Linked DNA regions of Homo sapiens: region 2 is linked to region 1. Evidence: read pairs that join two places in POLR2A ChIA-PET (ENCODE). Cell type or tissue: endothelial cell of umbilical vein. All regions are shown on one strand. Region 1 has its middle 23 kb from the start of DNAH17. Region 2 overlaps DNAH17 (dynein axonemal heavy chain 17).

Region 1 (4,000 bases):
CTGTGGCAGGTGCCAGGATTCAAGAGGGAGCAAAGCCTTTGCCCTAATGAAGCTCATGGGTGTCTTCCTCGCCTGTAGACCCTGCGGCTCTGCAAATCCCCGGCTGCTCAACCTTGTCGGGGTGGATGAGAAGGGGTCCTGGGAGGGGCCTGGGAGCCAGCATTGCCCCCACTCAGATTTTGAAGTCCCTGGTGGGCAACATGCATATTGGGAGAGGGAGCTGAGCCAAATGCCTCGGGCCCTCAAGACAGGCTTAGATGTCTCCAAGGGGGAAAAGCTTCCTTCGTCCAGGCATTCCTTCTATCATGGAAACAACTGTCAGAACCAGCATGTGAGACACCTGCGTGGACAAAGAGCAGACGGAGCTGGATGACTTTGGGGAGCCCCATCCTCTCCCACCCTAGGCAGGCACATTCCTGCTCTTTTATAAACACACTTAGGGTTTCAGAAACAAGTTCCCCCAGCCCCCAGCCCAGGACCTCACAAGCAGTTGGTGATGTGTTGAAGAAACAGTGATGAATGAACGCACCCCATAAACAGTCCATCTTTAAAACCCCCAGGTGTCATCTGTCTTGCAAATCCAGAGATGTAGTTGCTATTAGATCAGCGTTGCTGCTGACAGCAGTCATTTCTATTTGCCTTGTAGGGGAGACTTTCAGCTGTTTGTAAGTTGGAGTTCATGGGCACTCTGTACTTTTCCTTACTAGGAATCAGAGAAAGGTGGGCCCCTGGGTGTCCTTCAGCACCAAGCCTGGTCATGACGCTGGAATCTCCCGACCTGGACCTTCGCAGGTTCTCGCTGTGATGCCATTTCAGTAAAGCTGTGTGTGACCTTGGGCAGGTTCCCAGCTATGTGGGTTTCTTCACAGGATTTCTCATTTTTGGGCATTAAAAGGACCAAAGGTCGGCCGGATGAAGTGGCTCACGCCTATAATCACAGAACTTTGGGAGGCTGAGGTGGGAGGATTGCTTGAGCTCAGGAGTTTGAGACCAGCCTAGGCAACACAATGAGACCTCGTCTCTACAAAAAAAATTTTAAACTATTAGCTGGGCATGGTGGTGCATGCCTGCAGTCCCAGCTACTCAGGTGGCTAAGGTAGGAGGATCACTTAAGCCCAGCAGGTCACAGATGCAGTGAGCCGTGATCATGCCACTGCACTCCAGCCTGGGTGACAGAGTGAGACCCTGTCTCAAAAATAATAATAATAATAATAATAATAATAATGATTTTAAAAAGGTCCAAAGGTCTAAATCATAACTTCAGTCTCTCACCCGCTAAAGAGCTTCTCCCTCATCCTCATTCTCATCCCCATCTCTCCTCCCCGACCCCCACCTCCACCCCCACCTTCACTCTCAGCTCAGGCCTGGCTGTGTAATGTAATCATTGATAGGAATGAATGTAAACCTACTGTCTTGCTATTTGTTTTCAACTTGTTCCATCCATCTCTCATTCGCTTCCCCTGTTTCTCTGCTTTCTTTCAGACTAGGTTATTTTTATTTATTTTTTGAGACAGAGTTTCACTCTTGTTGCCTAGGCTGGAGTGCAATGGTGCAATCTTGGCTCACCGCAACCTCCACCTCCCTGGTTCAAGCAATTCTCCTGCCTCACCCTCCCAAGTAGCTGGGATTACAGGCATGTGCCACCGTGCCCGGTTAATTTTTGTATTTTTAGTAGAGGCGGGGTTTCTCCATGTTGGTCAGGCTGGTCTCAAACTCCTGACCTCAGGTGATTCGCCTGCCTCAGCCTCCCAAAGTGCTGGGATTACAGGTGTGAGGCACCACGCCTGGCCCAGACTATGTATTTTATGATTTCATTTCATCTCCATGATTGTCTCCAGGGCTGTACTTTTGTGTTTCTTGGCAGTCATTCTAAAATTCACAGTAGATTCGCTTTTTGGCTTGAATAGCTGGCAGAGGAGGAAAGTGACTGTAAGAAATTAAATGTGTCAATTACAATGTCTGTAATTCACTCGAAAACACCCCACCATCATTAGTGTGATGTCATGTATGTGAGAAGGTTGAAGCTTTAACTTGACGAATTAGTCATTGACTTACTTGCACTCTCATAGGCACAGGCCAGGTGGTCAGCCGGCGTTTTATCAGAAAGAGCCACCCTCTCGAGGTGGTGACTACAAGTCCTGCTATTGGCATCCCCATTTGCAACCGGCACTTTGCCAAAAGGGTGTCAAAAATAGCTTCTTTTCTATTGTTGAGATTAGAGACTGGCTAATGACCACCAGGGTATGTGAGTCCGCTGTGGTTTGGAGACCTTCCCTGCCCCTGCGCAGACAGGGTGGAAGAGTCCCCCCGGCCTGCACCCTTCACCCCTTAGGGGTGGCTGCAGCAGGAGTCCTAGGAGGTCCTTTGTCCAGCCAGGGGTACTGGGGGATTCCCACAGCATGACGCTGACCAGAGGCAGTGAGATTGCAGTATAATCCCAGCACTTTGGGAGGCCGAGGTGGGTGGATCACCTGAGGTCAGGAGTTCAAGACCAGCCTGATCAACATGGTGAAACCCCGTCTCTACAAAAAATTAACTGGGCGTGGTGGTGGGCATCTGTAATCCCAGCTACTTGGGAGGCTGAGGCAGGAGAATCGCTTGAACCCGGGAGGTGGAAGTTGCAATGAGCTGAGATTGTGCCATTGCACTCCAGCCTGGGTGAAAAAGTGAGACTTCGTCTCAAAAAAAAAAAAAAAAAAAAAAAAGGAGATCCTGCTGGGTGCCCATGTGCACTTTCAGGGCACCTATGGGACAAACTTTAGATGTCGGTCATGCTTGCAGGACATATGAATGTTTGGTGCCTGCTCTGCTGATTACTGTTTGTATAATAAATGCCATTTTGTGTGGTAGACTCTGCTCCGAGCCTTGCTTTATGATCATCTGGCTGTGAGATTGGAGGTGGGGGGGGCTAGCTCTCCCCTCTGGGATATTTTGGTAGCTGCTGCCATGAACAAAAAGAGCTTTCTAGTTGTGCACCATATGGTCTTATCACAGCTTGCTGAATCCCAATAAGACCCCACGGATAGAGTTACATCATTCGCTCTGTTGATTACATCATGGTATTCACTGTTCATTTTCAGCTACCAATAATGCAATGATTTTTCCCCTGAAATGTGACTAGGAAATTTCCATTTCTCTTCACGTCAGTCAGGTTTTCTTGTAAACAAATGGTACTAGCCCTTGAGGATTTCTAAAGAAGTAACAACATGATTGAAAGTATACAAATATGAGAGTTTCTAATAAGTGAAAGAGTTAGATCATATTCGGCAACAAAAACAGTATAACCATAGAGATACTTCCCAACATCTATTTTCAAAACAGTGTGATCTGTAGGAAGAATTTGCTTCAAAAGTAGTTATTTTCTCATTCATTGTTAAGACATTATCTTGGCATTACAGAAGTGGAGTGTGTGTGTGTGTGTGTGTGTGTGTGTGTGTGTGTGTGTGTTTAAATATCTGCTGGGTAGCAATTTATTGACTAAAAGCTGCAAACATTTGTTAAGAGAAAATTTCAAAGACCTAAATATACGGAGAGATACGCCATGCTCACGGATCAGAAGACTCAATATTGTAAAGATGTCAGTTCTCCCCAAGTTGATCTACAGATTTATTGCAGTCCCGACAAATATGCCAGTAGATAATTTTTTAAAAATAGGAATTCACAATCTGATTCTAAGATTGCTATGGAAATGTGAAGGACCTAGGCTAACCAAAACGCCTTTGAAAAGAAGAACACGGCCAAGGCGCGGTGGCTCATGCCTGTAATCCCAGCACTTTGGGAGGCCGAGGCGGGCGGATCACGAGGTCAGGAGATCGAGTCCATCCTGGCTAATACGGTGAAACCCCGTCTCCACTAAAAATACAAAAAAAAAAAAAATTAGCCGGGCGTGGTGGCGGGCGCCTGTAGTCCCAGCTACTCGGGAGGCTGAGGCAGGAGAATGGCATGAACCCGGGAGGTGGAGCTTGCAGTGAGCTGAGATCGCGCCGCTGCACTCCAGCCT
Region 2 (4,000 bases), 160 kb after region 1:
GACACCACTTCACACCCAAGACGCGGCTTCACGCCGGTAGGATGGCAATGATCAAGAACAGGAAAATAACACGAGTTGTGAGGCCTGAGAACTGCGACCCTTGTAGGTTGCTGAGCGGATGTAAAATGGGGCCGCTGCTGTGGAAAACAGTCTGGTGGTTTCTCAGTAAGTTACATATAGAATTGGCACAAGAGCCAGCAATTCCACGCCTGAGTATACACCCAAAAGAACTGGAAATTTAAATCTGTGTTCAAGCAAGTACTCTACACAGACGTTCATTCATAATAGCCAAAAGGCAGAAACAACCCAAATGTCCATTAACTGACAAATGGATAAGTGGATAAACAGAATATGGTGGCTCTATATGGTGGAATAGTATCCCTCGATTAAAAAAGAGTGAAGCAGGCCGGGGGCGGTAGCTCACACCTGTATCCCAGCACTTTGGGAGGCCAGGGTGGGCGGATCGCTTGATCACAGGAGTTCAAGACCAGCCTTGGCAACATGGCAAAACCCCGTCTCTACAAAACATACAAGAAAACGTAGCCAGGTATGGTGGTGTACGCCTGTAGTCCCAGTTACCTGTGAGGCTGAGGTGGGAGGATCACTTGAGCCCAAAAGGTTGAAGCTGTAGTGAGCCGTGATCAAGCCACTTCACTCCAGCCTGGGCGACCGAGTAAGACCCTGTCTCAAAAAAAAAAAAAAAAAAAAAAAAAAAAAAGCATGAAGTCGGCCAGGTGCAGTGGCTCACAGCTGTAGTCCCAGAACTTTGGGAGTCTGAGACAGGAGGAGCACCTGAGCCCTGGAGTTCAAGATCAGCCTGGTCAACACAGGGAGAGCTTGTCTCTACAGATAATTTTATAAATTAGCTGGGCATAGTGGTGCATGCCTGTGGTCCCAGCTACTCTGGAGGCCAAGGCAGAAGGATCACTTGAGCTTGGGGAGTGGAGTTCAGGCTAGGTGACAGAGTTGAGACCCTGTCTCAAAAAAAAGTGAGGCCAGCCACAGTGGCTCACACCCATAATCCCAGCACTTTGGGAGGCCAAGGCAGGTGGATCGCCTGAGGTCAGGAGTTTGAGACCAGCCTAGCCAACATGATGAAACCCCATCTCTACTAAAAATACAAACATTAGCCAGGTGTGGTGGCGGGCGCCTGTAGTCCCAGCTACTCAGGAGGCTGAGGCAGGAGAATCACTTGAACCCGGGAGGTGGAGGTTGCAGTGAGCAGAGATGGCACCACTGCACTCCAGCCTGGGCGACAGAGTGAGACTCCATCTCAAAAAAAAAAAAAAAAAAAAAAGTGAAGTACTGATACATGCTACAACGTGGATGGACCTCAAAAACACTATGCTCAGTGACAGAAGCCAGACACAAAGGCCCCATATTGTGCAGTTCCCTTGATATGAAATATCCAGAATGGATAAATCCATGGAGACACAAAGGAGACTGTAGACGAGTGGCTCCTGGAGGAGATTGGGAGCGACTGCCTAATGGGTATGGGGACCACCTCTTGGGCCATGACAATGTTCTAGAACCAAACGGATGATTGCACAGCATTGTGAATATACTGAATGTCGGTGCACTGTACGCTTTAAGATGGGTTTTAAAACAGCAAGTTTTATGTCATGTGTATTTCACCACCGAAACTAAATGAGGGAGGCATGTGGAATTCCTGGCTGTAGATCACAGAGCCTGAACCTGTGTCATTTAATTACGTGGTGTTTTTTTCCTGTTTTTCTTTTCTTTAGGAAAAAAACTAGGGTTTACCATAGACAATGGAAAACTCCATAATGTGTCCCTGGGGCAGGGACAAGAGGTGGTGGCTGAGAACGCCCTGGACGTGGCTGCAGAGAAAGGACACTGGGTCATTCTGCAGGTACGAGGGGGCCAGCACTGCAGGGTAAGGGCTCCCCGCACTGAGGTGGCCAATGGGGATGGGCCAGAAGGCCCGGAAGGAAGCAGGATGTGGAGTTTGCATTCAGAAATGTGGGTGGAAATCCTAACACCACTGAAGGAGGAGGCATCCCCAGTGTCGGCTCTGCTGGGGTCAGCTGGGTGGTGTGGCACGCCATGACTGCCCAGAGGAAAGCGTGGATTCTTCAACGGTGAGAGGGAAGCTGGGCTTTATACGAGAGTACCCCAAACAGAGATTATTTAAACAACAGATGGTTGGGCACGGTGGCTCACACCTGTAGGCCCAGCACTTTGGGAGGCCAAGGCAGGCGGATCACCTGAGGTCAGGAGTTCGAGACCAGCCTGACCAACATGGCGAAACCCTGTCTCTACTAAAAATACAAAAATTAGCCAAGTGTGCTGGCACATGCCTGTAACCTCAACTACTTGGGAGGCTGAGGCAGGAAAATCGCTTGAACCCGGGGAGGCAGAGGTTGCAGTGAGCCAAGAGTGCACCACTGCACTCCAGCCCGGGCGACAGAGTGAGACTCCATCTCAAAAAAATAAAAAAAAAAGATGACAAGTGCTGGGTTGACAAAAGCATCTCCTCCTCCTCCTCCCTCCTCCCTCCTCCTCCTCCTCCTCCTTCTCCTCACTTGGGGCAGGCAGCAAAGCCCAGAGCGCCCAGGAGATGCTCTCTGCACATTTGGTTCAACGCTAGCACGACCACCCCTCCTCAGCCCTGGAGCCCATCCAAGACCCCTTCTCACTACCGCTTGTCCTCGAGCGCCTCTGGGCCTGTCCCAGCTTCCACGGGTCTTACAGTGTGTGTCGACCTCAATCCACAGGGCTAAGCCTGGCCCCGGTGGGAAGCCCTCAGCTTCAAGAGGAGGGGTGGGGACCACAGAATCTCAGCCTTATGCCAGGGAGGACACAAAGGACTCACCGTAAGGCTGGAGGTTTGCAATTCATTGAACACAAAAATAGATTCTGGGGCCTCAGTTGCTTCGCCGAAGACATCCTGGCATGCCCAGCACCTGGTTAGGGTGGACAGGTGAGGGGTGGGGCAGTGCCAGCACCAGGCAAGTGTGGGGTGCTGGCAGAAGAGCCCTGCCCTCACCAGGGAACATAGCCACGTGCCAGTCTCTCCTCGTGGGCCAGGAGCTGGGCAAAGTGTGTAACCAGCCTCTAGTCTTGGCTGCAGAATATCCACCTGGTGGCCCGGTGGCTGGGAACACTGGACAAGAAGCTGGAGCACTACAGCACGGGCAGCCATGAGGACTACCGGGTGTTCATCAGCGCGGAGCCTGCCCCCAGCCCCGAGACCCACATCATCCCCCAGGGCATTCTGGAGAACGCCATCAAGATCACCAACGAGCCCCCCACGGGCATGCACGCCAACTTGCACAAGGCCCTGGACCTGTTCACCCAGGTAGGGCCACGCCTGCTCGGGCTGCCTCCCCATCCCATGCCACGGCCTGGCATCCATCCCTTGGGGCCCCGAGGACCACTGAGGACCGCTCTGAACTCTGGGGACACCTCCCCTCTGGGCTTCCCCTGTCCACACACCCCTCGCAGTCAAAATCAATGTATTTCTAAAAGACGGAAAAATGCAAATAATTTAAGGTGCTCTGGCACTATTTATTACTTAAAGCTGTAGATGCAGAAACACATAGTTTTTAATCAGTTCTATGAACCTGCAAATGAGGGCTGGTAGATGCTGTCCATTGTGTTTAAAGAGCATGGAACACGTCATGACTGGTCCTTGGAAATGGGGCCAAGCTCCGTGGGGTACTCCCTGGAGGCTGGTCAGCTTTCCTGGGAGTACAGAGCCCCACTGCTGGAGGCTATGGGCAACCAGGGTAGATGGGGTTGCTGTACTCGCTGAGGCTCTGGATCTGTGACCAGGTTTCCTTGCCTTCAGCCCCCCTCTGACCCACCATCAGCAGGAACAGCTGGCAAAACACAGCTAGCTAGGGAGCCCGGTCCTCCTCTGCTAACAGCTGTAGTGGCTGCTGGTTGCCTCCAGGACGGAGGGTGAGGGCCTGCCTGGCACCTGGGGCTCGAGGACCCTCCTTGGCTGGGATCCCACTTCTGCATCTGCCTGGGG

The links. ChIA-PET counts read pairs that join two places held together with the same protein. Peaks named below come from ENCODE experiments on the same cell type or tissue, not always from the same donor. Only the 100,000 strongest peaks of a DNase experiment are listed, where the experiment ranks them.
Region 2: POLR2A ChIA-PET joins it to region 1 with 9 read pairs; 3 of 35 experiments call an interaction of 5 or more read pairs at or near these places.

Annotation. Positions count from the first base shown.
Region 1 is chr17:78,598,577-78,602,576 of GRCh38, reverse strand. No RefSeq gene overlaps it. Among named protein-coding and RNA genes, the nearest start is that of DNAH17, 23 kb to the right of the region's middle. In endothelial cell of umbilical vein, no CTCF peak of the experiment used is centred here; a DNase peak (open chromatin) is centred at 2,046.
Region 2 is chr17:78,436,963-78,440,962 of GRCh38, reverse strand. It overlaps DNAH17 (dynein axonemal heavy chain 17), which reads left to right. Exons shown (of 81, transcript NM_173628.4): 73 at 1,746-1,873; 74 at 3,095-3,322. Among named protein-coding and RNA genes, the nearest start is that of DNAH17-AS1, 46 kb to the left of the region's middle. RefSeq lists an enhancer at 3,205-3,833. In endothelial cell of umbilical vein, no CTCF peak of the experiment used is centred here; no DNase peak of the experiment used is centred here.